Linked DNA regions of Mus musculus: all the other regions are linked to region 3. A link is a loop called in an ENCODE intact Hi-C map of the cell type or tissue named here. Cell type or tissue: heart. All regions are shown on one strand. Each heading gives the region's core, and the rest is flanking DNA. Links, peaks and the distances in the headings are about the cores only. Region 1 has its middle 80 kb from the start of Gm12295. Region 2 has its middle 61 kb from the start of Gm12295. Region 3 has its middle 4.4 kb from the start of Gm26128. Region 4 holds the start of Myocd (myocardin). Region 5 overlaps Myocd (myocardin).

Region 1 (6,060 bases), core at 759-5,758, 260 kb after region 3:
GCTTTATACTCAGAGACATATGAAACCTTGGAGAGTGCCAAACCATGTATGTACACATACATTACACTTTTCCCCAGGCACAGCTATCTATAAGAAAGACTAATTTATGACTTATATAAAGCGATGGGTCAGCAACAACAAAACGGAACAATCATACCAACATACTCTAATAAAATGTCTACGACTATGGTCTGCCTGCCTCTCACTCTCATGACAGGTGTCATAGGCACAGACACTGGGATATTGCCGCAGTTCATCTGAGAACAAAGCAGGCGGTAAGTGCCTAACAGGAGGGTAGCGTATACACTGTGAACACGCTGACCAGAGGACGAGTCACGGCATCGGCATGGGAATCTGCTACTTAACATCTAAGTACTGTTCCTTTCTGTTATTTTCCATTTAGTATTTCCGACTGAAATTTACCCTGGGTGTCTGAAGCTGTGGTAACTGGAGCTGCTGGAATAGGGGTGAGACTATCACGGTAGCCATGTGTGGTCTATCTTCACGTTTGACAGGTTGCCTGAGTCCTGATTAAAACCAAGGCGCTCTTGGATTTTTATGTCATGGCCGAACAGTGGGTGGTTGCATGCGACTTAGGTCATGACCTGGCTCCTCACTTAGCATGACCACACTCCACCCATAAGGTGAAGACGACAAATCAGGATGCTGTGACTTTTTCCTCTCCCGTGGTTTACAGGAGGCTTAGATAAGTTAAGATGTTTGGAACAGGAACAGTTAAATGAAAATGTATTGTACCGTTATTGGCTACAGTGTTCCAGCCGACGGCTGCATACAGCAGGGCACACTTGGATATTGAGCAGCTGCCTGATTTGAGGCAATGACTCTGTCATTCTCTCCCTTTCTCTCTAACTGATCAACTCCCATAGAGTCAGGTGGACGAGACTGAGAGCTTCCGGTGTTGGGTGATGATGTGAGCTGGTTTTCTGAAATATGAAATCCAACTCCATACATCCTCTTCTCACTTCTGCGAGATGCTCAGTTTTTCTCTTTGTCACCCTGTCTCGGACAGTTCACACAGACTTGGTTTACCATACCACCATTCCCATGGTGTTGTGCCGATGCCACAGCTCATCCTCTGGTCAGCGTGTTCACAGTGTATATGCTACCCACCTGTTAGGCACTCCTTGCCAGCTTTGTTCTCAGATGGACTGTTCCACCATTCTACCTAGCAGGAGTCTCCGGCTAAAACTGGACCATGTGTCAATTCTTACGCCCACCCCCTGCTCATCTCCAAAGCCTGGAGTCCTGTGGTCTGTCTGAGGCTGCCACTGAGTCTCACCTTTTGTTGTTGTTGTAGAGGACATGGACTGGGTTTTCCATGTCAATATTTCTCTAGATGGAGATGCCAGACTCTCTCAACATTTCCAAAATGTTCTATTGCTTCCTGAGAGGCCATCCATAATAGCTACATCCCTTCTAGGAAAGAGCAGTCTTTCTGTACCTCTCATCTCCTTTTGTTTCAGCATTGCAGGGATGGTACCCTCCATCCCCATTGTTCTCTCTTGGTCTTCCAACATCTGAACAATCAAGTCCCAGGTTAGATCTTGCTTGTTTGGAATACTAGTGTACTTTCTATCTTCCTGACTGTATGCTGACTGACAAAAACGTTAGAAGTCCTCAATCATGGGGTACAATGCTCCCACTGATGGTCTCGTCCTCCCTCACAAGATCTCATATGGGAAGAGACCTCTGTGAGTATCATTACATCATATAAGACAGCTGGCTTCTGCCATTTGGGCTCCATGGCATGAACACATGTGCCACTTTCAAAAGCCAGCATGGGTATGTCCGAGGATGTTCAGCTCTGATTAATAGCAAGTCTCAGTCACTTCCACAGATAAAGCCATGCATGCACTGTGATATGTGATAAAACGTGCATTTTAACAGAAGTACTTAAAGTTCCACCCAAAATATAAAAGATAGACAATGATGAACACATGCATGTGTGTAGAACACGTACATCATTACACTCCTGGTTCTATCAGTTCTTCTACTTCACAATTATCTACATTTGCCTTTTCACATATATAAGGCTAGCAAGTAGAAAATCAGGGAACCAGCCAAGCAGGACTGTTTGTATCCCTAGCAATGTTTCTACAGGGATCAGGAAGCAGAGCCCCCAAGCATCACTGCATTTGGGAAGTTTACAAAATAGGCTCAAGGGTCTCACTGGACCGCCTGCTCTACCTGCTTGGCTTGGAAGATCCAGGAACGTGTTTCCAGGTTCCTTGAAGCCTCCCCCATCCAGCTGCCTGATAGGCTCCCCCAGGTATGGAGCTGCCCCCCGACCTGGGGCAGAGTTCAGCCCCCGGTTAGGACTCCTGGGCTTCTCTTTCCTTCTTGGACTTTCCCCTCCCCTGAAGAAGAAAGTTATTTTCAAGCCTCCATCTGTTTTGTGTTTAACGTGCAGAAAGGTTGCACATTTTCAGGGACCTTGTTCATAAGCAGTAGATTGTACAACAGTTTATTACACAAGTGGAGGGTTTTATGGCTGGCCTTTGTTGAGCTGCCAACTGGGAGAGAGAACATAATGTGCTTAGCCGTCCCTATCAGGAAAAATGAGAGAGTATTACATACCAGTCAAATCGCTGCACATCGAGAAGCTGGTAACCAAGCCCAGAACCCCTGGAGCACAGCTGGTGGGGAGGGGTTTGCTCATTAATAGGATTTTTTACATCCATAATTTTTCTTCAAGTCACTTATGTCACAGGACGGGGTCCTGAATTGCATAAGACATGTATTAATGGCAGAATGAAGGTTCCATCAAGATAATATTTTAAATCTGACCCTTGTCAATACAAGGTATCAAACTAGACTCTGGAAAAAGCAGGGGCTAGGGGGTGTGCATGTGTGTATGTGCATGGTGTGTGTGTGTGTGTGTGTGTGTGTGTGTGTGGTATATGCTTGGTGTGCATATGTGTGATGTATAGGGTGTGTATATATGTGATATGTGTTTGGTTGTATGTATAGGGTATGTATAAATGTGTGTATTGTGGCATGTATGTATATGTGTCTGTGTGTATATGTATGCAGTGACTGTATTTATGGGTACCCAATTTTAATTACATCAAAATGTTGAGAGCATCAGTTATGTCAACGTACTTCAGACTTACTAAGCTTCACCCCCACCTAAGACTGTACCTTATGTGGTCCTAGGAGAGACTGCTTCTCAGTAGCGCTTTGCTCCCAGCTAGAAAGTGAGCTGACCCTGCTGGGATGCTGTGTTTCCGAACAATTCCACTGTAACAGACCCCTGCTAATGGAGTCTCATGAAAGCTACTTTCCCCAATTCAGACTGTCCCATAGAGACTTAAGGTATGGACCCTGGAAGTGTTCTTGTCTAAAAGTGCTCAGTAAAGACTCCACCCCGTGAGAAGAGATGGAGTGCAATCTCAGAGTGGGCAGAGGTGTCGTTAAGTTCTGCAGGCAATTCTGGTTCAGGCGGGCAGGCCCACAGCCACATTTTACTGGTCGAGAACAGGGAGCTTGGAGCACTGGCTGTCCACAAGAAGTGACTCACGGCATTAAATCTCCTTTCCAGTGAGGGTTTTCTCTCCAGTCTCCTGCAGCTATAACTTCCTGTCCTAACTTCTAACCCTTCACTGTGAAAGCAGCATTCCAGAACCAAACCAAGCCTTGACTTGGCATGCACCCAGATACACCACAACTACTATCAGAAGCAGCAACAGGGTGTCCCCAGGAACACAAAAGTGGCCCAGTGGACCACAGGAGAAAGTTAAAAGTAGTCAAAAGACTCCCTCTCTCCTTGCTCCAGCTGGTTCACAGAGAAGGGAGTTGGGAAATGAGCCCGGGCCTGAGAGAATTCTAGCTGGTTCTCACTAGGAGCTGTCCTGAGAAGCCTGTTGGTTTAGTGCAGTGGTTCTCAACCTTCCTAATGCTGTGACCCTTTAATACAGTTCTGAATGTTGTGGTGACCCCCCTCCCCCCATCTATAAAGTTATTTTTGTTGCTACTTCATAACTGTAATTTTGCTACTATTAGGAATCATGATGTAAATAACTGTGGGGTTTTTATGTTTGTTTGGTTGGTTTGTTTTTGGTTTTGTTTTTGTTTTTTGATAGTCTTAGGCTACCCCCATGAAAAGGTCATTTGACCTTCAAGGGGGGGTCACCACCCCCAGGCTGAGAACCACTGGTTCAGACAAAGCAATCTGAGTGTGTGCCTGTCTTCTGACTCACATGAATGGCTCCTGCATCTCTTCACAGAGTGTTCCACATTGGACTTTAAATTCTATGACTCCCTTCCTCTGTATCAGCTCTACAGAGAATGCTCTACACACTGTCATTGAAAGTTTCTCTCTCAGGCTGACAATCCCAAGGCGTCTAACCATGCTGAGTCTGAGACTGATAAACAACACACTGTATCTGATAGACAGCTAATACCCCAGGGAGGGCATTGGTCAGTAGCCTTGGGCATCTCAGCCTAATCACCCTTGCTTTAATGCCACTTAAATCAGAGTGTAAGCACTGAAGGAATTTGAGGAATTCAATGATATAAATTGTATTTTTAGAGCTGTGAATGACGCGAGCCAGTAAGACGGTGTGGGTACTAAAGATAGCACTCACTGGTTTTCCCAGGATTTATCACAGACAGGTTCACAGCAGGTTGAGATGGCTGCGGTGACATCCGTGCTGGCACGTTTTTATGAGCAACCATTCGTAACGAACGTACTTGCCACAAAGCATAATTTCCATGACACCAAGCTGATTCACAGGCAGTTTTCTTTCTGCACAACAACACGGCTGAAGGACGGCTTGGTGGAGGCAGACTCCGTTTCCTAAGGGCTTATCCCAAGTTAGAGTTCAGAGGGAAGGGAATAGAACGCGACTTGTCCACCAAACAAAATGTAAGTACATCCTCACAAGACACTCTCTCTTGTAGAAGAATAAAGATTCATTATAGGACAGGGTGGGCTGTGCCTCAGAGAGTTGGCCTTTATAGGTAATACTTCTTACAATTAATACTAATACAATGCTTTTTTTCCCCCTTTATTTACTTCCTACTTGTCTGCTAAGGCTCCTTTGTTTTTAATTATCACTAAAAAAAGCAATTTTTCTACTCTGTACTTAAAGGCTATAGCATGTGGATAGCTAAAAAATAAAAAAAAGTAGCCTCATAGCTTTATTGAATAGACTAGAATCAATGACCATGGCTACTCAGAGGCCCCACTCTCAGCTGTGTAAAAAATACAACTTGCCTTATTTCTCTGTAACTCTCTTTAATTTCTACATTGAATTCCAATTTGGCTTAGTTATGGAGATATAATCTTAGTTAAATAGGAGGATGTCCTCATCTAAACCCTAGGGACAGGGACGACATAAGATGCTATCACCTCCCACCTTGTCTGGTAGCTGTCTTGCTGTCCCACCCAGGGTGACTGGACCATGGAGCAGGTGGTGAGAGGGGCGGCATCCTTCCCAAAGATGCTTCTCTGGCCCTTCTTCTTCTGTGATTTGAAGAGTCTGGCCTGGAGCAAAAGGCTTCCAGCTTCTCATCTAATCTTTTACATCTTTGGTTTATGACCACACAACCTGGGATTTGGGACTCAATAGCTAAAAATATGCCTCCTTTGGTAGCTGGATTTTGTTGGTTTTCTTTTCTTTCGTGTTTAACAGAGGCCTCATTGACTAATGGAGGAAAAACCACAAGAAATACCAGAGAAAACATATGGATATATGTCTCCTAAGAGAAGGCTCACTTCTCTGCACAGAAAAACTCTGTGGAGATGACTAGAAAGTAGCCATTGCACTCCAGGGTGGCCAGTCTTTACACAAGAATTCAAAGCCAAACCCACATTTCCTGGCATTGCTTCTCCTTTCTATGCCTCAGGTTCCTCATCTAGAGAACAGGATGGGGTAATATATGTGTTCCATAAGGTCATATGTGTATAAAGTTGTCGATGAACTAATTATATAATTATTATCAGCATTGCAGCACACTTCTGGCCCTTAAAGCCATCATCACCTTAAAGACACTGGTGACTGTGATTTCATTAGCATGACACACAGAAGATCACAG
Region 2 (6,060 bases), core at 405-5,404, 280 kb after region 3:
TGTTTTCGCAGACCAAAGATTTGTTTCTTTCTAACAAGTTGCAACTCACTGTGTTATATTTAAGTCAACAAGATAACAAATATATTATTTTTCTTTAGAATAAGTGTGCATACCCACATATGCACTTGCAAGCACACACACACACACACACACACACACACACACACACACACAGGAGAGCAAGAGAGCGAAGGGTATAGCAGTGGGAAAGTTGTTTTCCTGGGGTGTGTGTGTGTGTGTGTGTGTGTGTGTGTGTGTGTGTGTGTGTGAGACAAAGCCTGCAGACCCTGAGGGAAGGCTCAGTGCTGAGAAGGGGAAACTTGAATTTATGATCACAGTTGTGTGGTGTGGCCACCCAGATCTGACCTTAGTTACCTGAGCTGGAGGAGGCCTGAGATTACAAGATCAGTCCACCACAGTGTTATTGAAACCATCTACTCTTTCTACAGAGCTTTCACAGCAGGAAGGCTATAAGCCAAAGTCTTGAGTTCATCTTCAAGTTTATTCACTTGGGGGAGGAAGTCTGGAGAGACAAGAGAGAGGGGTGGAGACTATGAAGGGATTGCTTTTTGTAAGACCAGTTGACATCCACACATAGATGGAATGCTCTGGAGGTGTGGCCTCTATCCAGAAGCAGCCTGTGGAGCAGTGAAGATAATGTCCCTCATCTTTGGATGGTGAGTGCCATAGAAAATGGAAAAGGAGCAGCTACTGATGATCTCGCAGAGGAGACCAGTAGGCGTTGTTGAATTCCAGGGCCCAAGGGTCCTCTGGAATGTCAAGGTCCCACCTCAGCCCACCTGATGTGGACTGGCACGAGCCAAACCTTCAAGTGCTGTCTTCTCCTGTGAGTCCAAGGAAAGAAAGAATCGAATCGAGAGCAGGTGTGAGAATATGTGATGTTCTGATTAGGAAGAAGCAAGAAGCAATGGTGCCCAGGAGCACGGCGCCTCACTGCAATTCTACAGAGCAGATCTGGCTGTGGCCTGCACCCTGCTAGAGCTCTGAACTGTGCCCTCACTGTTCTCCATGCCTCCTAGGCTCCATCCTTCTTGTGCCTGTGAGGAGAGAGAGATCTTCCTAAGGGTAGGCGACTAATGCCTTCTGCTCTTCCTGTCCTCACTCAGACTGCAGAGCTCCACCTTTTCAGGTTCTGAAAACTTTGACCTTGCCTATATAATATAAATAATATAATATAATATAATATAATATAATATAATATAATATAATATAATATAATATACGATGGACAGAGCTTTAGTCTTCTGACTGATTCCCCTCAAACAGACATCAACTTAAGGGCTTGAGGGTGGGCCTTCTTTCTGCTTGGCTTTGAGCTTAGTCTCTACCTACCAAGGCACTGACTGGGATGTGTTTTGCTCAGGGGTCCTGGTATGGTCTCCCTTGCCTCTGCAGTGTAAACAGATGTGTGTTCTTTTGTCAATGAGGTATTTGATCCAAGCCCCTGAGGTTTTACACAGCCACATGCAACTTCCAAAGGCAGAGGCCTGGAATTCTAAGGGGCTAAGACTGAGCAAATTTAATCTGAAATTTTTAAATCTAAGATGTTCTAATATCCTACCCTTTTTGCAAGCGCACACAAAGAATGTAAAAAAGGAGAAAGGGGTGTTGGAGCAGTGAGACTGTTGCTACTCTCACCACAGGGTCTGTAGGAAGCCCTCTTGGGGTGCCATGAGTCCTGCTCCCAAGGAAGGAATTGTTCAGCCGGGTGAGATCCACTCCTGGCCAGAGCTAGGGCCTCAGGCAGTCCTCGACAGCACTTCTGTATGCATCGGGATTGGACTCTGAGAGAAAGACTGGTTAGTGCAAAACCCACTGTCCTTCCATGGGATGCACAACACAGCGTCCCATAGTGAGTACTGTGCTCAGAAGAATCAGAAAAGTCAAGGTGCACAAGCCACATACCGCTGAGGACTTTGCCCCAAGGTTCCCTCTGTCCCAGCCTCACTTCTCCATGCTTTGCTGGCCTCTGATGGTTAACTGGAGGTGGCACCATCCAGAAACATAGCAAAATTCATCTATCCTGAACTGGTGAACTATTCAGACACAGATGCAAAAGATTTCAAGGCAGGCTCAGCATCCCTGAAGGCCAGAAGAGAGACTTGGGTTCAAACTCAGGCCCTGCTGATAGGTGGGAGAATATAGCAAATACTGAAGGCTCACTGACCACTAGTTCACTCACCTGTAACATTGTTGTAAGAAAAAGGCATAAGACGTACAAATCATTTGGATAGATCTGCCAAATAATTATGGACTTCCCCGTTAAATTTTAATTTCAGTTCAATTTGAAAAACTTTTAAAAATGTTTCAAGCAGTATGTATCCCATTCAGTGTCTCAACTTGCTCAGTCTGGTAATTCTGATGCTTCCAGACTGTGTTTGTCACAAAGTAGACCAGGTTTCCCCTACGTGTGTACCAGCTCGGAAGCAGGGACGCTGGTTCACCAAGCTCTAACTCTGCAGTTCCCTTATATGGTAAGTGAACAGGATGTTGAATTAGTGTAGTGATTAGAAGCTATTTTATGTGATTTTTTTTTAGTCGATCAGTTAAGGAGGAAGGTGGCTGGGGAGGAGAAGGCTGCCTTGAGGAGTTGCTCCGGGCTGCTCTCTGCTGACAGCAGGAGTGAATGGCCAGCCTGCAGAGCCAGCCAGATTCAAAGACAAAGGTAGAACTGGCTCCAGGAGCAGGGCAGCGGAGCAGAAGTCACAGGGAGAACTAACTGGCTCTGAGAGCTGGTGGAGCAGTGGTGATGACAAATGTCCGTTGGGCACTGGTGGCTAAGTAAAAATGTCACAGCATTGCTCTGAAACACTTTCTCCAGAGGAAGAAAGTCATTTATATGAGGGAACATACAGAAAAACATGAGGAAAACTAAATTCATAACCTCACATACCAGAAATAACCGCAACTTAACTCTATGTTCATAGTATCTCTCTCTGATAAATGTACACATATATCCCTCAATATATATGTAGACAATCAAGCACATGCCATATTTTGTGTACATTTTGTATCTTGGGTTTTTTTTTCAAACATTTTATGGTGAGCTTTACCCAAAGTCCTTAAATATTCTTTAGGGACATGATTCTAGTGTCTTATCAGTATCAAACTTTGATTGGACTCTTAGTCTATTAAACTAAGTCCCAAACACTGGGAATTTGGTGTCTTTCATTTTCCTGCTATTTTAAATTCAGCTGCTATAATAATTCAATCATACAAACACACACACACATACACACATATGCACCCACAAATACATACATACATACATACATACACACACACGTACATCTCCAATTAGTTTCTTGGGATTGCACTACATTAGGATATCAAAGATTACCCACATGGAAAGGCAGTTTGGGGGAATGTTTAATGAGCATTTCCTACATGCCCCACACTGTGCGTTGTCTCTCTCAGTCACTTTACCTCTTTGACCCCAAGGGTTATCAATATTGTCTTCCTAAACTCAACGGTAACTGCATAAAGTCTTATAGCCATATAAAGAGTATGTTGTCCCAGCCCAGTTGGTTTCTATCCATGCTGGCCAATTGCCCTTCACTGCAGCATGGCTGACTTTCCTCTTGTTCATTGGGAAAAGCAGAGATGACTTTCTGTTCCCACACTGTATAGATTGCTTTGCATTTACTTGGTTAACTTTGCAAACTAAATTTTCCATGTTGATTAAACGTCTGCATCTTTCTTTCTTGGAAACTAGCAATTATTTTGTCCCAGAATTGGTTTTCACTCTTTGATTCTCTGTGTGTAGAAGTCATATTTATCTGTGTAGACATTCACACTTTCTATTCTGAGGACATTAACCTTCACCTATCATAAACATTCCATCATACCAATCCATATTGATATTATATTCTACAGTTGTTTAGTGTGTTTATTTACTCAAACTACTTTTACTGTTTCTTCAAGATTTCTACTTAAAAAAACAATTCTGTCTCTAATACTCAGTTTCTTTTAGCTCTGTCCTGATTTTTTACTTACTTTTCACTCAGATTCCTTTGTCAAATATTTAATCAGATTGGAATTGAGTGCTTGTATTAGTTATCCGTGTTATCTCCACACAGTGACAGAAGCATCTTAAGAGAGGAGAGTCCTCAGTCCACCGTGACAGGGCCCGTATGATAGCTGCTTGTGGCAGCCAAAGTCTGGGGTTCCACTTGCTCACATGGGAGAGAATAAGGAAGCAGAGAACTGATGCAACCCTCAAGGCTGGCCTCTAACTGGACCCCATCTCTCAAAAGTTCCATTCTCCCCTGATACTGCTGGAAACCAGGTTCAAGCATGTGAGCCTGTGGGGAACATGCCCCATCCAAACCATGACAGTGGTTTTTGTCATTAGTAACAAAATCAACTTTTAACATGTCGGGAGTGTTTGGGGGCTCTGGCCCTGGTCTGACTTCTACAAGAGATTAGTGTTCTCTTTTCTGAAGAGGGTATGTTGCCTTGATTGTGACTTTGTGGAAGTCCCTTAGGGAAGCTATGTCTCTGGCCTGGTGGAGAAATTTTCAAGCTACCCAAAAACATAAACAGTTAATCCAGTTGGGCCTGTCAATTTGTCTGAGTGACCACACCTTGGAAAGGTGGGTCTATTGTAAGCTATGCTGGGAAAAGAGAGGGTGAACAATTCTGTCTTTAATGAGATGATGAATTTTTCCTTCCCGGCATCCTCCCCCACACAAGTGCAGTGGCCATGAGCTGTCAGAAGGTTCCGCTAGCTCTGGGTGCCTGAGTCCTGACTCAGACAGGCATAACTTTCCTCTTCTCTTCTCCTCTCCCCTCCCCTCATGCCCCTCCCCTCCCCTCCCCTCCCCTCCCCTCCCCTCCCCTCCCCTCCCCTCCCTCCCCTCTCCTCTCCTCTCCTCTGCTTCTGTGCCAGCCAGAACCTGAGTACACCTTTTTTCTGGTATCCAGGGCTCCCTTACTCTTTCCCCGAGGTCCCCACCTTTCTCATACCTAACCCAAATGGCATGGCTCTTTCTCCTCTCTCCTAAGCTCCCACCTGTGAATCTGTAATAAATTTTCTAAAACTTAAAAAGCCAAACCAAACAAAAAACCTCTAATACCCAAGATTATGAGCGAAAATTGCTAGTAATGTCTCACTTCGGCAACTCTTTCAGTTTTTACATTTTTCTTTAACCAGTTATTTGAAAGGTGATGCCTGCCGCATAAAGGTGATGCCTGCCGCATACACTTGGCGTGCCTTCTGCCACCCTTATTCCCTGCCCTTATCCCTCAACTTCCTGTCTTTACAGCAGTCTTGGATGTAGTTGTCTATCCCCATTCCTTTAGTTCTGGGTGCTCAGAATAATGTTTTCACCTTATGAAAAATACCATCAGGAAAGCAACTGGAAATCTTTTAAATGCAACTGTTATTTGGAAAGCCAATGCATTTGTAACACAATGTCTTTCTCTTCAGAAATAACATAGTCCACGTTTATGTTCTGGTAGAATAGCTTGATGATACTTTGCAGTGAGTTTTACATGACCACTAACTGCCATTGTGTTTCCTGGTTGTTTAATGAACCAAACATTTTTGAAAAGCTGCTTCTAAAGTTGCCACAGGGCTTAATAAGGCTGTTGTCATCGTACTGATGGGAGGGCCTCATTCATTTTGCTTTTTTGCCAACTTCCCAAGTATCTTTGCCAGTCCAAAGTGAAATAATTTACTAAATTATCTTAAAGGGAAAAACATATTTTTTCTGAAAGAAATTTGATGATGGCTGTGCCTCTGTCGCCAACCATTGTTGTCTTGCACTGGCCTGAGTGTCCAAAGTGTTGTAGAGGTGTGGAGAGTTCAGGTGTACCCTGATTGGAAGGAATCAGCCTCCAGTACTCCACCACTGCATACAACCATTCCTGGTTAAAAGACTATCCTTCCTCCCACCCCACCCCACCCCCACCCCCGCCCAAGCCAAGCCAAAGAGTCTTGGTTTTTGTTGTTGTTGTTTCTTCAGTGTCCTAGTGTTCACATTTGATTCATCCTGATTTATATGACCTTGTTTTTGGATCCTTCCTCTTGCCTGT
Region 3 (6,060 bases), core at 501-5,500:
TTGATGTTCAAAGGGAGATGTGAGCAGTAGAATCTGAGATATTAACTATTATTCCATCAATACACATAACCCAAGGGTAGGCTAAGTTTGTGAAGAATTGATTACATGTGCCAAGATTTCAGCCTTCAGCCTGATCTCTTCAGAGCCTAGCCCTCAAAATCAGCACCCCTCTGCAGCTTGGAGGCTCCACATTCTAGTCCCACCTCCATGTGAAGTCATCTGGAATTCAATGATATCTTATGGACACCAGGCCCCTCTGCCGAGGCCTCACCAGAGCCCAACCTGCACCTTTCTGCCTGTTATCACAGCTCTCTTAACCTGTAATATTGAGCCTCTTGTGTTTGCAGAGAGGGAACCAAGGCTGGAAGATGGTAAATTATATACTAAATTCACTCTGCTTCAGCAAATCAGGGCATAGGATGGTCTGATAGCCACTCGTCTTTTTAAAAGGTTCTGAAGGGAACCAGAGCGGAGCGTCCTTTAGGATGAGCAGGCCTATATTTCCTCATTTGTCAAGGAGCTCTCAGTTCTGGTCACAAACCATCCAGGTTACACTGCTCCCTTCTCCCTTTTTGTTCAAGACAGCCCTGGCTATTCTGGAACTCTCTCTGTAGGCCAGGCTGGCCTCCAGCTCATAGAAATCTTCCTGATTCTGCCTCCCAAGTACTGGAGTTAAAGGTGTGCACCACCACCCTGCTGTTTCCTTCTTTCTTATTCTTTCTCCTTCCACCTTGCCCCTCCTCTCCTTTCTTCCTTCTCTCCCTCTGCTTCCATTGCCTCACCCTCTTCCCTCCTCCTCCATCCCTACTTCTCTATCCACTCCTCTTATCCCCTGCTCCTTCTCATCTTTTCCTGTCTTGCCCTTTCCTTCTATTTTCCTCTTACCCTTCTTTCCCTCTTGATTCTTTTTACACAAACCATGGTCTTGGGCATGCTAAGCAAGTGTTCTGCTACTGTGAGCCACACCCAGGCCTTTCTCTTTTCTTAACCAGGAATTCAGTGGTTGGAGGGTGTTTCTGCAGGAATATGGGCAGGACAATGTCTACCAGGCAGCACAATTTCTGTTCTGCACAGAACTGTAGTGAGGTAAAGTCAGAGATTGCATGAGAATGCCAAGGTCCCGAGAACTCCTTGTGATCCTGTTCTTGCTTGGGTCCCTGCTGTAGACTCTCAGGAAAGAACCACTGTCTGCCTTTTTATGTCACTTCTGACTTTACCCACAGGGTAGTGAAGGTGGACAGTGGAAAGGAAGAGTATTAGTCAACTGTCTGGTATCTCTGTACCCCAGAGCCTCATCTGCCTGTTGGTGGCACCCACTCTTTGGGTCTCCACTGGGAAACAGGTGCAGTCATGGGGAATACTGGGAACATTTTTCTTCATTTTTAAGGTGTTTGGTTAAGATAGTATGTCTCTTGCTGTTTTCTGTCATAGTCAATGAAGCTTGTCTCACATTACTGTCGATAGAGAAGAGCATGAGCTCTTCTCTGTTTACACCTTGGTGTCTTTCAGAAGACAACATGGAGGAATTCTACCTGCTGTTGTCTGGAATGTCCTAGAGGCACATGTATTACAGGTTTTAGTTCCCAGTGTGGCACAATTGAAACTTTGAGGTTTCAGGTCACTGAGGAATGTTCTTGAAGAGCATCATGGGAGCCCAGTCTTTTCTCTCTCCCTCATTCTTCCTTCCTGACCACAAGGTGAGAATCTTTACAATACCATGCCCATTTCTTGCCATAACTTGCTACGTCACCATAAGCCCAAAGCAATGGGCCAGCCTATAAGATAATTAGACCTTTGTTCTTTATATGCTGGTGTCCTCGGGTATTTTGTTACAGTGACAGAAAGCTCAGTCACACCCTGCTAAGCCTATTTGCACTCATACTAATAGATCAATACCCTTCCTCTTTTTCCATCTTTCCACTCGCCTCTCAGTATAAGAAAAATAAGCCAGTACAGGTTTTGAATGCTGGACCTTGCTGTCCGTATTAACTCAAATTTCCAGGTGATGTCCCCACATCACAGAAAATCATGCTAATCATCTTCTCCCTGGGTACTGTTGACTTCTTTGCCTCGGCAGTAGAATACAATGATTTTCCCTGACAACTTTAACTGTTAAAAGTGTATCAACTTTTCAAAGCTATGCACAGGTTTTTGTCTTCTAGGGGCATCTGTCTTTGAATCTTTGCCTGTCTAAGTCTCACCTTTCTGGGGGCCTCATAGCAACACTTTTCTTGGTAACAGGCTACAACATTGTCAGGCACTGATATTAGGAAGATCTTAAGGGCAGTAAGAATGATCACTCCTCATCCCCCAACCTCCTGCATTTTCCACTCCAGAGTTACTAAAGAAAATGGTATATTGTATGTAAAGACAGTTCTCAATTATTGTTAGAAAGCTGTGGTTTGCTATGCAGAAGCCGAAGCTCCTTGTTTTATGTACGCTGAGCAGATGGCTTGCTTATCTGGGGCAGACTTGGTCTGTTTAATGTGACCAGGTCATTTACCACTTGGTGGCAGTGTCCCCCAATGACAAGACTCCTAAGTGAATACTACATTCTGATAAATGCTCCAACTACAAACCAATGCCACCCCTCATCTAGATTACCTTTGTTATGGAGATTTTTGTATATATACCAATATACCCTAATCTATATACCCAATATAATAACATACCGAATATATCCTAATGTACTATACCCTAATACCAAAGTTAATCACTTGGCGTGTGCCGCTGCCATGGTGACATGTTTTGGTTAGTTAGCCTTTTCTTGTGAGCCAAAGGATAGAAATGTGCGTTCCTGTGTAAACAAAAGGCAGCAGTAGTAGGTGTGAGAACAGTGCTCATATGTGTCTAGGCAGGGAAGAAGAGCTGTGAGATCAGGTGCATTCAGTGTGGTATGGTTGCAGACAGAAGGAAGAGTTCGTTCCTTGTAAAATGTTCTGTTCCTCCCAGAAGGTAATGCAAACATAATTCAATTCTGGAAAATCCTGAGACCACGGATTTAGGAAACATTGTGTATACCTACCACATGTTCCTGTTTTGTATGCTTCAGTTGGCCCCAAAACATAGCTATTGTAATGTGCTTCAGTTAGCACTGATATGTCGGTGTCTCTATGGTGAGTACATTGGAATCCTTTTGGCAAATACCCAAGGAGTGGCAAGGCTGGGTCATAGACTCATAGACTTTTGGTTTGTTTGTTTGTTTGAGAAACAACCATACTGGCTGGCTGAGTTTCCACTCCCACCAGCAGTGGCTAAGGGTCCCCTGCTGTCCACAACCTGGCCTGTTTGCTGTTGCTCATTTTTAATGGCCACCCTTCTTCCTGGAGAAAGTGTAATCTTAAATTAGTTTTAACTTGCATTTCTCAGATGGCTAATGAGGCTGAATATTTTTTTCTTGTCTAAGGACCATTCATATTTCCTCCTTTGAGAACTGTCCATTCATTTCAGTGGCCCACTCACTGGCTGGAGTGTTTGTTTTCTTGTTGCTTAATATTTTTAGTTCTTCGTGTAGTCTAGATCAATTCTCTGGTTAAAGGTGTGGCTAGCAAGAATTCTATCCCATTCTGTAGTTTGTCTCTCCATGAGATTAACTGTTTCCTTTGTGTACAGAAACATTCGCATTTCATGTGGTCTCAGTTGTCAGTTGCCAGTGTTACTCCCCAAGCAACTGGACTCCTGTACCCTTTCTTTCCGTTCATTCTGGCGTTTCAGGTCCTGCAAGATCTCTTGTTCTTTGGAGTAGGTTTGGGTGCAGAGTGAGATACAAGGTTAGTTTTTCCTCAGTGTGTGAATGTCTTGTTTTCCCAGCACCATCTCTTGAAGAGGCTATTTTTTTCCACTGTGTTTATTTTTTTATCCTAGGAAAAATCAGAACCACACTAGAGTATAAACAACCATTCCTGCTTGGGCAAGGTGGAAAATGCCTACATACAGTCTCAGCACCCTGCAGACTGAGGCTCACAAATCCAGCCTTGGCTACATAATGAATTCTATATACCATTTTGAATGGCAACGTTCTTATACAGCTTGGGTCCTGAAACCTTGACTAGGGGAGACAAGGGAATGAATTATGGACACACACACACACACACACACACACACACACACACACACACACAGGTACAGAGAAGTTGGGGTCAGATGGTCTGGGCTCTTAGCTGGAGAAGACTCAGCACTCTAGAGTCTCACCATGTTTATTGCATAAAGCTGAACAAGAAGGTGGCAGCGTATGTACACAGCTGAACAAGGAAGAGGCAGGGCTAATATTGCAGTGACGATAGGGGTCTTATCTTCAGATATAAATGCCTGGGTGGGTGGAGAAAGCTGCAGTGGATATCGTCTGTACTCACTGTCAATATCTATACATAGGCTAGAGGAAGGCTTGGCCGTCCCTCTGGGCCTTATCGCTGGGGTCAGGGAAGCTCTGACATTCACCTGAGGCATTAGATCCTTTGCATGGCAATGCTCATGTGAACAATAGACATTCACTCAGGACTTTATCCATATTCACTCAAGGCTTCCTCAGCTTCCCACATTATATAAATATAATACACACACACACACACACACACACACACACACACACACACACACACCACACCCTTTCTTGAAATACCCATCAACCAACCAACCAACCAACCAACCAAATCAAATCAAAACAAAAACACCTGAAAAAAAATCAAGTTCCACATAGCTGTATCATCTAATGTGCTCATTGTCTAATTGACCTATGTGTGCTTCCTCATCTGTAAAAAAGAGACCATAATGGTTGCATCTTCTAATGTTATATGAGGAACAAGTAAGATGCGTGTATATAAAAAGAGAATGCCCAGTGTACAGCAAGTGCTTAATATTTGTCACCATTTTCAGTGGTGTCAGTGTCATAAAAGGTTATTTTTAGAGAGAGCTATGTTTTAGTCATGGCACCCAACAAGAGGCAAGAAGGAAAGCTGAAAAGTAACCTGAGGTATAATAATTGTGTATTTCTGCAGTTTGGCATACAAACAACAGGGAGGCACTTCAGGAAACATCAGTGGAAGGCCCTAAAATGTTCCATAGTGTCTCCAACACCATCCTTGGGTCCTACGTCCAGGTATAGAACTTCCTGTGCCTTTTGGAGTCAACTGTGCTCCATCACTGCCTGAGACTCTCATACCAGCCTCCCTGTTGGGAAGTGGGTGAGAACTCCCACCTGCAAGTCAGCTTGCCAGACAGGAAAGCTCTGCCACCCAGAAGCAGCCATGCTCAGCTGCCTGCAGCTCATCTTCACACTGGCTCTGTGGTCATTTTCCTAGTCAAGACATATAGGAAGAAAAAAACCATAGACCTGTCTTCCAAGAAGTCATAGGTCCCAAAGGGAGAAGGATGCCCTTAGGTGATCAGGAAACAGCTTAGGTCAGCCACTGTGTGAAGAAGATGTGCATAGTGGGGTAGGGGTGGGGTAGGGGTGGGGTAGGGGTGGGGTAGGGGTGGAACGGGGAAAGAGCTTTCCCCTGGCCTTGAGATTGAAAAGAAGCTTACACTCCCTGAAGAGCACAGGTTGCCCTTCTCATCTAGGGTACTTTTCTTCAGCTTGCTGCCACTAATGGTCTCCTGTCAACATCCAAAGGGAGGGGCTACCATGAGCCATGACCTTTGCCAAATCTCAGGGTTTACAGAAGACCCTTCCTGGATCTGAGTGCTAGGCCCCAAACCCCAATCCCCTACAAATGGTAGTGCCATTGACAACGTCTTAAATGACAGTCTGGGCTCATCTGAGGCTGGACTCTGACAGGGTAAAACAGGAAAGGCACTGAAATATGAGCTCCTATGTTCTACCTCTGCAGTTTCACTGATCTGCATTATTATGTTTTTAACTTAAAGACGAGCTAAACTCTAGCAGAGTACACATAGCATTAACTGTATAATATAAATTTATGTATTATTATATATTAACCATTTTATATTACTATGTAACAATGTATCATATAATGATATATGGTATTGATTATTAATATATTAATTATATATAACTATTATCAATATTATATACACACATATATATATATACACACATAT
Region 4 (6,060 bases), core at 437-5,436, 360 kb after region 3:
TTCTCTGAGCCATTGTGGAGCAGGGTGGTATAGGTCTATATTTCCTCCCAAGTGGCCACAGAGAGCCTGGGACCACACAAACAACCAGGTGTTCCATCTGTTGAATGCTACCCTTCACCTCTATGTTCTTGTTTGTCTGTTTGTCTGTTTGTTTTTTTTCTTACTCTCCTCCCACTGAAGTTAATTGAGTTTGCAAATCTGCCTGACAGGCAGGTACTTACCTTGGTGACACAGACAGATCCTAGAATGCGTTCTCAGAGTGTGTGAAGGGAGAAGAAGTGGTCAGATCTGTGAAAGGAAGAAGAGAGACTATAGACAGCAGGAGACATCCAAACCAAGGACTCTTCCAGATCACTGTGAAAACTGATTCAGCCGGGTTTCCAGCTACCACGCTGAGACGGAGCCTCCTCCTGGAGGCACGCAGGTCCTGGACCTACCCAGGAGAGCTGACCACGCTGCACTTGCCTGTGACCCACTATCGAACTTCATGTTGCACTCAGGGAAGGAAGCCTCTAAGGATCCGAATTCAAGCTGACTCTCCTGAGCCATGCTCCGGGCTCAGGCCTATGAACACAACCATTCCCATGTTAACCTTCATGCTGAGAAGCACAGCTATGGAGGACAGAGCTCTAAGGTGAGCCGGCATTGACTTTCATGTCCCCTTATATAGTATTACCTCCCCTTAACCATGTGCTGGCCTGCTGAGAATGCCAAATGGCACTAGTATGAATAGAGTATGGTTTTCGGTAACAATGAAGTTTGTGTGCTTGTTTGTTTGTTTTGGTAAAAATGGAATGGTCTATTGCAATGATGGTCTTTACCTATAGCACCACAGACCCATGAGCACATTGTCCTGAAGCCTCTGGGGCAAGGAAGCATCAAAAAAGGACAATGAATTTTGCTGTTATTGTTGCTGCTGCTGCTGCTGCTGTTTAGACTTTTTCCTTTCTTTGTTTTATTTTAATTTTTAGACAGGGTCTCCCCAGGCCTTGGTCTGGAATTTCCTCTCTAGCTGAGGATGACAGAGAATTCCTGGTCCTCCTGCCTCTACCTCCCCTGTTCTGGGCTTACAGGCAAGCATCCTCACTCTCAGTTTAGTAATAAAGATTGTTAGTTCTACCTTATAGTTATATAATGTATTCTTTTCATCCCTATATAAGAATTTACAATCTTGAGAGAGCATCCTTGCATGTGGGCTCCATTAGTGCATGTCTTTACATGCCATGTTACTATAATTTGTGACACAGTTTTTTTTTTAATTGACTAGCAGTAAAGTAAAATAAATTGAAGCAAAGTTCCATAGCAAAAGGGAAGAATACTGAAGAATCATCATGGAGGAGTAAGATCGTAGCAGCAGCCATTGCTACATTGCTAGGCTACACTCTGACAGCAGCTGTCTGAGATTCCATTCTCCTGGGGGAACAGCCTGTCCAAATTCCACCAAAAAAAGTCATAAAAATATTTGAGCATAGAGGGCAAAGGATGAGCCTCTATAATGCACATATTTATATCCATAGATATCCCAAAGCCATAAGGGCTAGAAATCCCGGAGGGCAGAAGTCAGCTGCTCTATTCTCTGATGGGAAAAATCGAGGAGAACTGTGGTTATCAGGGTTTCCCAACTCATCCATGGAGCTGCTGGGGGTGGGGTGAGACCAAGAGACAGAGAGATGGGAGAAAGAGGAAGGGAGAAAGCCAGGAAGCGAAAATAAGAACGGAGGCATGCTGCTCTACTCTTTTAATTCTAGCACTCCAGAGGCTGAGGCAAGACTGTGGTCAACCTGAACAGGCTCTACTCACAAGAGCAGCTAAACAACACAAACCTAACACAATGGCTTTAAATAATGCAAAAGGGGAAGAAGGAGGGGGATGAGGGGGAAGAGGAGGGGGAGGAGGAGGGGGGAGGAGGGGGAAGAGGAGGGAGGAGGAGGAAGACAATACCTCAAGGGCAGCTCAGAGATGGATGGGTAGGGAGGCAAGGAAGGTGGAGAGAGATCTGAATCGAATCGGGTTGGGGTAGGGAGCATGAATATGATCCAAATTGATAATATGAAATTCTTGAAGAATTAGTTAAAATATTACTTTAAGGATTAATGAATAAACTCCTTTTGAGATGAAAACTAAAAAAAAAAAAAAAAAAAAAAAAAAAAAAAAAAAAAAAAAAAAAAAAAATCCTAGGGCAGGGAGACCTCATCTCACTAATCTCACTAAATAACAATAAAAGAAAGCCAGCAAAAGAGGGACTGTGGTCCTGTCCACAAGCACACACTCCAACCCCCTCCGTCCCTCTGGGTCAGAAAGACCCTTGGTTGGATCCTTCAGCTGATTTTATCACAACTCCCACTGAATAAAGAAAGCCCCACTAAGTTGCCGTGGGCATCTCCTCAGCCTTGCTGTCTTCAGTGTAAACATTCCTTTGGGTCTTTCCTTCTATTCTTTCTTTTTCATGTTTCACAGAGTTTCCTCCATGGGATAATTTTGTGATGTCCCTTATCCTGCTACCTCTTTTCTCTGGAGTCGCCCCTGCCCCATGCATCTCAACCCTGCTTAGGGCTGTTCTAGACATGCGGGCCTGACCCCTCCCAGTCCTTCCTCTGTTGTGTTTCTCTTCTTTGATGAGCTGGGACGAGAGAGACCTTCTCTATGTAACACACAATACAACATCTTCCCCTTCACTTCCAAGTTCAGGCATCTGCAATTATGTTACATTGCATAGCAAGTGGGAATAAGGATTCATCATCAGCTAGCCTGACAGAGTTTTTCCTTAAAGTAAGGTTAACTCAGAGAGAGATGCAGAAGGTGGGGAGGGAGGAGCTAGACTGATAAGATGTAATAAGAACTTGACCCACAATTTCTGTTTTGGGAGATGGAAGAACAGGCTGGAAGCCAAGGAACATGGGTGGCCTCTAGTAGTTGGAAAGGGAAAGGAAATGGAGTCTCTTCATGAGCTTCCAGAAGGGAACACAGTTCTGCCAACACCTTGATTTTTTTTTTTTAACTCAGTGAGACCAGTTTCTGACTCCCAGCCTTCAAACCTGCAAGGTAATGAATCGGGATTGATGTAAGCCATTAAAGCGGCTGTGATCTGTTCCCACAGGAACAGCCCAGTTCAGCACTGCTTGTGGAATGCACAACCACTGCCAGGCTACCACAGGAGGCAGCCTGTTGTAGGCTCGTACTGCCCAACCCTATTCACAAGAGGAAGTTGAGTAGCAGGGCTCCACCTCCTCTCTGATTTAGTGAGGAGGAGCATTACCTATCTCAGAAAACGAATTCCAAGATTCAAGTGCATTGGTGCAACCCAGAGAATGGGAAAAAGGAAGGTCTGGGCACCCTAGGGTGTCTTCAGCAACAGTTGATAGAGGCAGAAGACCCCGGATCAGGGCAGAGATTAGTCCCTAACAGATATTGTTACATTAGGCCTCCACCTGTCATTGTCATTCTCTTCAAGAATTCACAGCTTTGAGACAAAAGGGGAGATGTAAAGAATTGTATCTGGGAGCTCACGTGCATATAAAGTTGCAAATAGTGGCAAATTGTGTGTTGTATGTATGCAGTTCAATGTTTTTTTTCCAACTATCTAAATCTTTGTCTTAGAACATGTGTTGTACTTAATGATGCACGTGGGACCCTGTCACCCCAGGCACCCCAGAGACGCGCATCCTCAGCGCCTCTTTGGGTCCCTTTCCCACTATGAAAGGGACGTGAAAAACCTCTGCACTTTTCCGATCTGGCTTGCCCAGGCCACCGAATCCTACCCTGTTGAGTGCTCAATAGTACGCTCAACTTTTGCACCAATCGCACTCTGGGCTCAGTCCCCAGACACAAACTTTTTGTGAATCCAAAGAGAACATCCAACCACAGGGAAAGACTTTCTGCCACTTCTTCAGCCGCTCAGTAGCTGCTCCAGGCATCGGTCTCCTGAAGCACCACCGCTCGGATACAGAGGGGAAGCGGGTGCTCCCGGGAGTTGCAAGCCAACCCAGCTTCTTGGCCCAGGCTCCAGCGCGTTCTGGAGATGTACCTTCCAGAGCCCTGCAGTAAGCTGGGGACACCAGGGACATGCACACCTAGGACAAGCAGATACACTCCTACCGTCGCCAGGCGCCACCTGCACGCCGGGCGCCGCCTGCAGCCTTCGGGCATCCGATTTAGGGGTGCCAGTGCAGAGACTCCCGCCTGGGCAAGCAGCCTTGGCGCACTATTCTGCAAAGAGTTAAGAGCCGGCTGTTAAGACTCCTGGGGCCGCGTCTGGTCCCCAGGCCCCGCTCACCGCTCCTGATTGGCTGATCTCCTGTCAGTAGTAAAGAGGATCAGATAGCAAACTTGGGACCTTCATAAAGGCGTGGTGGCGGTACTCCGCGACCGCTGGCAGCCTATGACATCAGCCAGGAACGCCTAGGATGCGGCTGTTCCCGGCCACCCTCAGAGGAGGAGGGTCCTGCCTGCTGGGAGTTAATTAGCCTCGCGAGCGGCGAGGGGGGAGGCGCCAGTTTTCTGGGGACACTGGCGGCCACTGTGCGTCCTCCTACCCAAGGGAGCTCCCCAAGAGTTGGATGAATTCTGGGTTGTTAGCTGCTGTCCTCTGGGCTCCCGGGAGCCAGTTTCTGGTGGAAAGCGGGGCGCCTGGCCAACGACCAGCGGCTTGCTGAGACTCACCATGACACTCCTGGGGTCTGAACACTCTTTGCTGATTAGAAGGAAGTTCCGATCAGGTAGAGTAAGGCGTTCAGCACTCCTTAAACTTTTCATCTCTACCACTCAACTGCTTTACAATGAATGCTTCGGGCCTGAGGTGGCGGCCTTCCCTCTGTTTCCCCAAAATGAACACTGTGTTTGACTGAATGCCTTCAAATGTCTTCCCTTTGACCTGTGTTAAGTTTGAGTTTTGTTTACGAATAATCCAATGTTTTACTTTATTTTACTATATTTTCCTTTATCGGTAAATAGACATTTTTAAGGGGACGACCCAAAAGGAACTGTGTTGAAATGGGCAACTCCAGGATCTGAAGTTATAGAGTGGGCGCGTTATCAGTTACAACCGCTGAGACAATGTGCCTAGGACTGTGAGACGTCTAGGGGTCACTTAACATGTAGCTAATCCAAACAAATGTATTTCCCAAAAAAGTCACTTGGAGGAAGTAAAAATAGCGAATTTGGAGCACACCAAGAATTTTTAAATGACATCACCATGGGGGAAAAAAACCAGCGCCACAAATATTTTTTCCCAAACCATCTGATATTTATAAATGGACAATTTTCCCTAAAATTGTTGTGTTAGTGGCACACAGAGAAACTTCTGGAGGGACACTCAGGAGAGGTGAGTATAAGGAAAGGGTACGTGGGGGCCTACAGAAGACGCAGGATTGTGTTCCCTCGTTCGCATCCTGGAAGGGCTACCTAGCTTTGCCCATTCTTGCTTTTATAACAGTGGTAACAGGGCCATTCAATGATGGCAGGGCACCTTCTAAGAACGAACATTTTGGTGGATAGCTCTGGTGTGAGCCTTCCATGTAACAGGTGCTGGCTGATGCTGGTGCCACTCACTCTGTCAATTCCCTTGGTCCTTCTGAAGGAGCTACTCAACTGTTTGTCTTGAAATGAGTGGCTCAGAAATTGTGCACAGTGGGTGATGGGCCATAAGGAGCCTCTGTAACCACCTCAGTTGTTCCTGATCCTTAGGTGTGGATGGGACACTCTGGGGATTTCTTGAAGGATTGTTTAGTGAGGCAAGTTGAAAACTTAAGAGCTGAAGTGGCCAGGAGCCACAGTGCCTCTGGAGGCCTGGGGTGTGTCTCCTAACCACTAGCCACCGGGGTCAGCCATGCACGTTTGTCCTTTCCATGTTGAGGTGAGGTGGTTAGTTTGTTCATCAGAGACCTCACATGCTTGGTAATTTGCTCAAAACCACAAGGCAATACTGCCACCTTTCTGAGGGAGCAAGGATGTCATTTTTGTTTTTGCATAAAGCTGAGTTTATTTCAACTGCTCCCGTGCAGTTTAATGGGGTAGACGGAGGGACAGGGAGAGGCTGCTGGATCATTTCTAAAAGGATTTGGT
Region 5 (6,060 bases), core at 306-5,305, 430 kb after region 3:
TATCATCTATTAGATGCACATGGGATGGAGAAGGTTCCCATTATTGGTAAAGATGTCTCTAAAGCAGAATTATAGTAGCTCTGCTAATTGAATACTTAAGTTTTGCATAATTCAAATTAGTAAAGCTGTCAACCTCCCCATACCACAAAGATGTGCTAGGATCCCGAAGGAAGAACAGAATGACAGACAGTTGAAAAAATTCATACCCATACAAACTCCACTGGTCCACTGGGCTGCTTGTTTATAGGTGACTGCCCAGAGCCTCTGAATGATCACTACCTAAACCCCAGCTGTTGAAGATGCAACACTTTCTGTTCATCTAGCAGTGGTTCTCAACCTTCCCAGTACTGAGAGCCTTAAATTCAGTTCCTCGTGTTGTGATTACCCCAATCATAAAATTATTTCATTGCCACTTCATACCTTTAATTTCCCTACTGTTACAAATTATAATGAAAACATCTGATATGCAGGATATGACACTGGACCCCCAAAGGGGCACAACACACAGGTTGAGAATCACTGATCTAGAAGGCTTCTTAGAAGGAAACTGCTGAGTTGGATAGAACCACTCAACCCAATTGGCACAATATGATTTTTATAAGGCTGAAGAGAGACTTCACAGATTATTCTCAGAAGCCATAAAAATCCTATAGAAGAGGAAGATACCTAAAAATCTCCCAGAGGTCATGCATAAGCCAGTAAGAACATCATCTCACCCTCTATAGTCTAGCTGGGTTTTCAGACCATCATGAACCATCACAGTGTCTTGTGTAAGTATGAAAGATGTGCAAAGGTCTGGACAGATATCCCTCTAGGAATATGGGAGCTTCCAAGAAGCACATGAAAACAATCTCACTGTGGTTAGTCGTTGGGTAGGTGCAAAGTTAAAGCCCAATGAAATATCATTTCATGTGCACTAGAATATTATCCATCAAAACATGGCAACAACAAATGCCTACAAAGATGTAAGAAAGTTGGAAGCCCCACACACTGCAGGTCTGAATATGAAATGTTCATACTGCTGTGGAAAGGTTTTTCATCTCCTCAGTGAATTAAGAATAGATTTACCATGTGGTCCAGCAACTCCACTCCTAGCTAGACACCTGAAAGAATTAATAATTCTTCACAAGGTCTTCACAGCAACACTATTTGCCATATTTCCAAGTTCAAACCAACCCAAATGCCCACCAACTGATGGATGAATAAAGTCATGGTGGAGCTAGGTCACTGAATATTATTCAGTCATAGAAAAAAAGGGATGCCATATTGACTCCTGCCATTAACGTAATGCCATATTGACACTGCCACAACATGAACTAACCTTGAAAACATGTCAAGTTTGAGAAGACAGACACAGAACATGTTCAACTTGGTTTCATGTATACAAATGTCCAAAATACATTCAACAGGGTTTCATGGATTCAAATGTCCAAAATAAGCATGTTTTACAAGATTGGCAGCTATGAAGAGGGGAAAGTGGGAAATGATTCCTTGGTGGCAAGGCATTCCCTTGGGAACAGTGGGGATTTTATGGGACTGGATAGAAGATGATGTTCACACAAAAGTGTGAAAGTACAAAAATGCCCCTTGCATTTTACATCAATAATAAAAGAGGCTCTCCTGCTTAGGCAGGGGAATTGGAGATTAGATTCCGCTGTTCCTCACTCCATCATTAGGGATGTGACCACTGCCCTGCACCCTCAACATGCTGAGTAAGGAGGGCATACAAACTTCCCAAGATGGAGCCAGCTTTGAAAGTGAGCTGGAGTCAGACAGCAACATTGTTGCCGGCAGCAGCAAGCTTGAGGAGAAGGGAGCAGGAGGTTGGGTAGGTGGTTAGGAGACCTGGATACTGTGATAAAGAACTTATCTCCTGTAATTTGAATCAGTGCTGCATTCGAAAGTCTTGGAGTTTCTAGCCATAGGATCCCCCCTTCCTTTTTCCAGCTGATGAGTCCTACAGCTTGGGACTTCAATGCCACAGTGGATCCATCCCTGGTCCACCCTTAAGAAAACGCATGTGTGCATCTTCTATGTCCTGTGAGTTGTAAAGAGAAAGAGAGACATGCAAATAGAGAGCAAGTATCCCCTGTGCTCACAAAAAGAGTGAAACTGTACAGGTGTGTCATGTCAATAACCTTTGTTACACACTATCTTCTGGAATGTTCCTGATGCCTGCACTAAGGCAATATAGGGGAACAAAGGCATCCTCAGCACCCTTGAGTCAGCAACAGTCCCTACCTATCACCAGACCCTGCAGAAACTCACCCAAGACAGAAGTATGATTAATTAACCAGAAGGCCAATCGAAATCGATTAATGAGTAGAATGAAATAAAGCCACCATGCTCACAGAAATACTCCCAATCATTATTCATTAGTCCCAGAGAGGAAGATTCAGAAAACAAAAGCGCCTGCAGCTTACAAGGTGCCCAAGTCAGTAAAGATGGAATGCTGGAGTGTTGGAGGTCACTCTCAAACGTGCTTCTTGAAGTTGTAGTCTGGAGGCTGCCCTGGAGACTGTGCCTGCCAGTTATTCAGGAGCTCCCTCTTCTGTACAATGGTGGTACTGCGCTTTCCTTCCAATTTGATGCCCATGCTCTTCCTTTGAACCACCTTTGATAAAATCTGATTTGGATTTTATTTTACTACTCCATGACAGTTGACTTATAGTTTCTTCATATATAAGGGCCCTTTGATTCCCAGAGAAGTTTATGTATAGAATTATCCTTCTAAAGGACCCTTGTTACTTTTATGATCTTAAAAAAAAAAAAAACTCTGTGTGTGTGTGTGTGTGTGTGTGTGTGTGTGTGTGTGTGTGTGTGTGTATACATGGAAGTATATGCCTACTACAGCACATATGTAGAGGCTAAAAGACAACTAATGAAAGTCAGCTCTTCACTCAAGGCTTGGCAGCAAGTGCTCTATCCCCTAAGACTGCACCCTTTTATGATCTTTATGCTGAACACTAAGATGCAAACAAATTTTTTTCATCTTGTATGGGATGAAACTTATATATAGTAAACTTATATCATATTGATATTCAAACACTTATCTTAATTTCCCAAAGTTGTGCCCTTACTCCCTCATGGTGTGCAGATGATAGTATATGGTTAGTGACTCCTGGAAAGGGTGTGGGGTGTGGGTAGCCCTCCCCACAGTAAGGAATCAGTATTTCAGAGGGTGTGACTTCCTGCTAGATGTGGGTAGTTTTGAATGTGAGTGAAGGCAAGTCTCCAGGTGTATTTCAGTTTGAGAACCATATTCTGGGTCTGCAGATACAATGTTAGCAAGTCAACTTACCATATGTTTAACTTGAAGTGCTTGCTTACATACACTCTCATGAGTGACCCCCACACCAGAGTGCTAAGATATCTATAGGTTTTATATAAGCTACTGAAACATAAGCTTCCATTGAACTCCACTCCAGGAAAGCTCCAAGAGCCCAGTAAGGTGTAAGGTGCCTATGTGCCGTGAGGGTGGTGATTTGTAAAATCTGTTCATCTGATACATGAGTGCTGTGCCTTACTGTATTCCCAGAATTTGAGGGAAAAAAATCTTCTAACCATCACCTACAACACAAGCCATCTCTCCCTTCTCTTTGCAGTCCAAGTCTTTGGGTGACAGTAAGAACCGCCACAAAAAGCCCAAAGACCCCAAACCAAAGGTGAAGAAGCTCAAATACCATCAGTACATCCCCCCAGACCAGAAGGCAGAGAAGTCTCCCCCACCCATGGACTCTGCCTATGCCCGGCTGCTCCAGCAACAGCAGCTATTCCTGCAGCTACAGATCCTCAGCCAGCAGCAGCAACAGCAGCAGCAACAGCAGCAGCAGCAACAGCAGCAGCAGCAGCAGCAGCAGCGGTTCAGCTACCCTGGGATGCACCAAACACACCTCAAGTGAGTGCCTCGAGCTGAGGTCAGATGCTTGGGACCAGTGTGTCCTGTATTACATCATGTCCTTCTGTGATATGTTTGGCCTCTGACTCCCTTTAGAAACCATGCATACAATCAGACCTACGTGGGTGGAGCTTGGGACAAGTCACAGAGTAATTGCCTACAGGGGTCAGTGAGAAAACAAATCAGTAGAAGAGGATGGGAGAGGGAAATCAATAACGTGATCTAGACAGCATATGCAGAAAATCCCCAGTGTCCTTCCCAGGACACTGAATGTTGTGATAGAGTCCGAGGCCTAGGGAAGCATGCAGATCCACCCATGACCTAGCTGAAGTAAAGGCAGGCTGAGAGGAAGCAAATAAATCAATGTTCTTTAGAGGAAAGGGAAACTCATAGTGTTTCCAAACTAAACTGTGGAATGTCTAAGAATACAGAATTGACTTTGCTGGCAGTTTGAGGTCACTGCTAAAGATCTATGTGTCAGCTTTTGAGACTGGCCCCTGAACCCAGGCTGTGTGCCTGTATTGCCAGTCCCTATTCATATTCTACATGGTTGGCATCCTCACCCATACAGTTAACACAAGGATTATTTCACCTGCCTTTGCTTCAGCTAGGTCATGGGTGGACCTGCATGCGTCCCCAGGCCTCTGACTCCATCACGTCATTCAGTGTCCTAGGAAGGAAGCTGGGGATTTTCTGCATATGCTGTCTAGATCACGTTATTGATTTCCCTCTCCCATCCTCTTCTACTGATTTGTTACCTCACTGACCCCTGTAGGCAATTACTCTGTGACTTGTCCCAAGCTCCACCCACATAGGTCTGATTGTATTGTATTGTATTGTACTGTATTGTATTGTATTGCATGTGCCTTTTGTTTTTCAGAGAACCAAATGAACAGATGGCCAGAAATCCGAATCCTTCTTCAACACCACTGAGCAATACCCCTCTATCCCCTGTCAAAAATAGCATTTCTGGACAAACTGGTGTTTCTTCTCTCAAACCAGGCCCCCTCCCACCCAACCTGGATGATCTCAAGGTAAGCAATGTGACCTAATTTTCTTGAGTAAAACATAGATGAGGGAGAAAGTATGAGAAAGACCCATGGGTGTCACAGAATTTACAGTGCAATGGCCAAACTCAAACCTACAGGTCCTGCCTCGGCCTCCCCAGGCTGATTGAGCGATCTGTTCTTTTCTGCTGCACCTGAGATTTCTCATTAGCATAAATGAATTAAGTTGGAGTAGAGCTTAACAGAGAGGGAAGGTGTGCGACTTATAAAGCTTCCAGAATGTCCGAAAGCAATGGTAAATTTCTTGGTGAATTTTTGGCCGTCTCTGGTGAAACAGGAAAAAACCAGAAACCATGGGATTGCTTTTCATGTACCACAGAACAATCCATATAGCTAATGTGCCTATATTTCTTCCTAACATTTTTTAGTTTTAAAGTCAACTTCCTGTTAGGAAGTGCTGACTGTACTGAAGAAAGTGGAGTGGTTTGCGCTCTTTTATCCAGTTGTTAAATGAGTGTCTTGCTCCTCACTGAATAAGAAACAATGTTAGCAACCCTCTGTCAATATAGTTTTAAACAATTTCCTCCTCTGTCCCCAAATCTGGGAACTTCTGCCCTGATGTAACAGCTTATTAGATGGAATATACACGCCAGCAACTTATTACAGATCACAGGGATCTATATTCACTCAAATGACACTGGGTTTCTAGTTGAACCTGGTATGTTTCAAAGCACTCCTTAAGATCAATCGACATGTTCCCCTTCTGTCCAGTATCCATATGGAGGCAGAGCAGGATGGATAAGGTCTCTACAGTGTATGAACCTTATCCACACACTCATCAGATGGCCCCTGTTTGTCTGGTTCCCACACTACCTACTGCTCTCCAAAAACCATCTTGTAACCTTTTTTCTTTAAAATCCTGTATCCTTAAAGGTCCTCATAGACTTCACTGAACCAATCCTGGCCATTTCTCCATTATCAGTCTTCATTATTACCCCCATTTCTGTCTCCAACCCTTAATTTGATTTTTGTGGGGTAGGGGATAGCAGTTATTCCAAATTGAAGAATATTCCATGGCTGCCAAGAACCAATAAGATAAGCCTGATATCAAAGGTCCCTCTATTTCTTCTACAAGTCACCCGAGGCTTGTTTCTG

What was found. Hi-C counts contacts between places; a loop is a spot of excess contacts. Peaks named below come from ENCODE experiments on the same cell type or tissue, not always from the same donor. Only the 100,000 strongest peaks of a DNase experiment are listed, where the experiment ranks them.
Region 1: a loop joins it to region 3, with 2.1 times the contacts of the local background. A loop is called at or near these places in 3 of 42 quality-filtered maps.
Region 2: a loop joins it to region 3, with 3 times the contacts of the local background. A loop is called at or near these places in 3 of 42 quality-filtered maps.
Region 4: it touches region 3 in a loop (4-fold over the local background); 10 of 42 quality-filtered maps call a loop at or near these places.
Region 5: a loop joins it to region 3, with 2.8 times the contacts of the local background. A loop is called at or near these places in 10 of 42 quality-filtered maps.

The regions. Positions count from the first base shown.
Region 1 is chr11:65,364,504-65,370,563 of GRCm38, reverse strand. No RefSeq gene overlaps it. Among named protein-coding and RNA genes, the nearest start is that of Gm12295, 80 kb to the right of the region's middle. In heart, for the core only: no CTCF peak of the experiment used is centred there; a DNase peak (open chromatin) is centred at 3,593; H3K4me3 peaks cover 537 bases; H3K27ac peaks cover 3,839 bases.
Region 2 is chr11:65,345,801-65,351,860 of GRCm38, reverse strand. No RefSeq gene overlaps it. Among named protein-coding and RNA genes, the nearest start is that of Gm12295, 61 kb to the right of the region's middle. In heart, for the core only: a CTCF peak has its summit at 2,633; no DNase peak of the experiment used is centred there; H3K27ac peaks cover 2,999 bases.
Region 3 is chr11:65,627,810-65,633,869 of GRCm38, reverse strand. No RefSeq gene overlaps it. Among named protein-coding and RNA genes, the nearest start is that of Gm26128, 4.4 kb to the right of the region's middle. In heart, for the core only: a CTCF peak has its summit at 2,508 (motif pointing right); no DNase peak of the experiment used is centred there; H3K27ac peaks cover 1,275 bases.
Region 4 is chr11:65,268,299-65,274,358 of GRCm38, reverse strand. It overlaps Myocd (myocardin), which reads left to right and starts at 4,370. Exons shown (of 13, transcript NM_146386.3): 1 at 4,370-4,715. The coding sequence starts at 4,661. It overlaps Gm30586 (a long non-coding RNA gene), which reads right to left and starts at 4,434. Exons shown (of 3, transcript XR_001780238.2): 1 at 4,096-4,434; 2 at 222-288. In heart, for the core only: CTCF peaks have their summits at 3,137 and 4,135; a DNase peak (open chromatin) is centred at 4,338; H3K4me3 peaks cover 2,615 bases; H3K27ac peaks cover 2,986 bases.
Region 5 is chr11:65,193,940-65,199,999 of GRCm38, reverse strand. It overlaps Myocd (myocardin), which reads left to right. Exons shown (of 13, transcript NM_146386.3): 8 at 3,606-3,898; 9 at 4,779-4,932. Among named protein-coding and RNA genes, the nearest start is that of Arhgap44, 34 kb to the right of the region's middle. In heart, for the core only: a CTCF peak has its summit at 2,552 (motif pointing left); no DNase peak of the experiment used is centred there.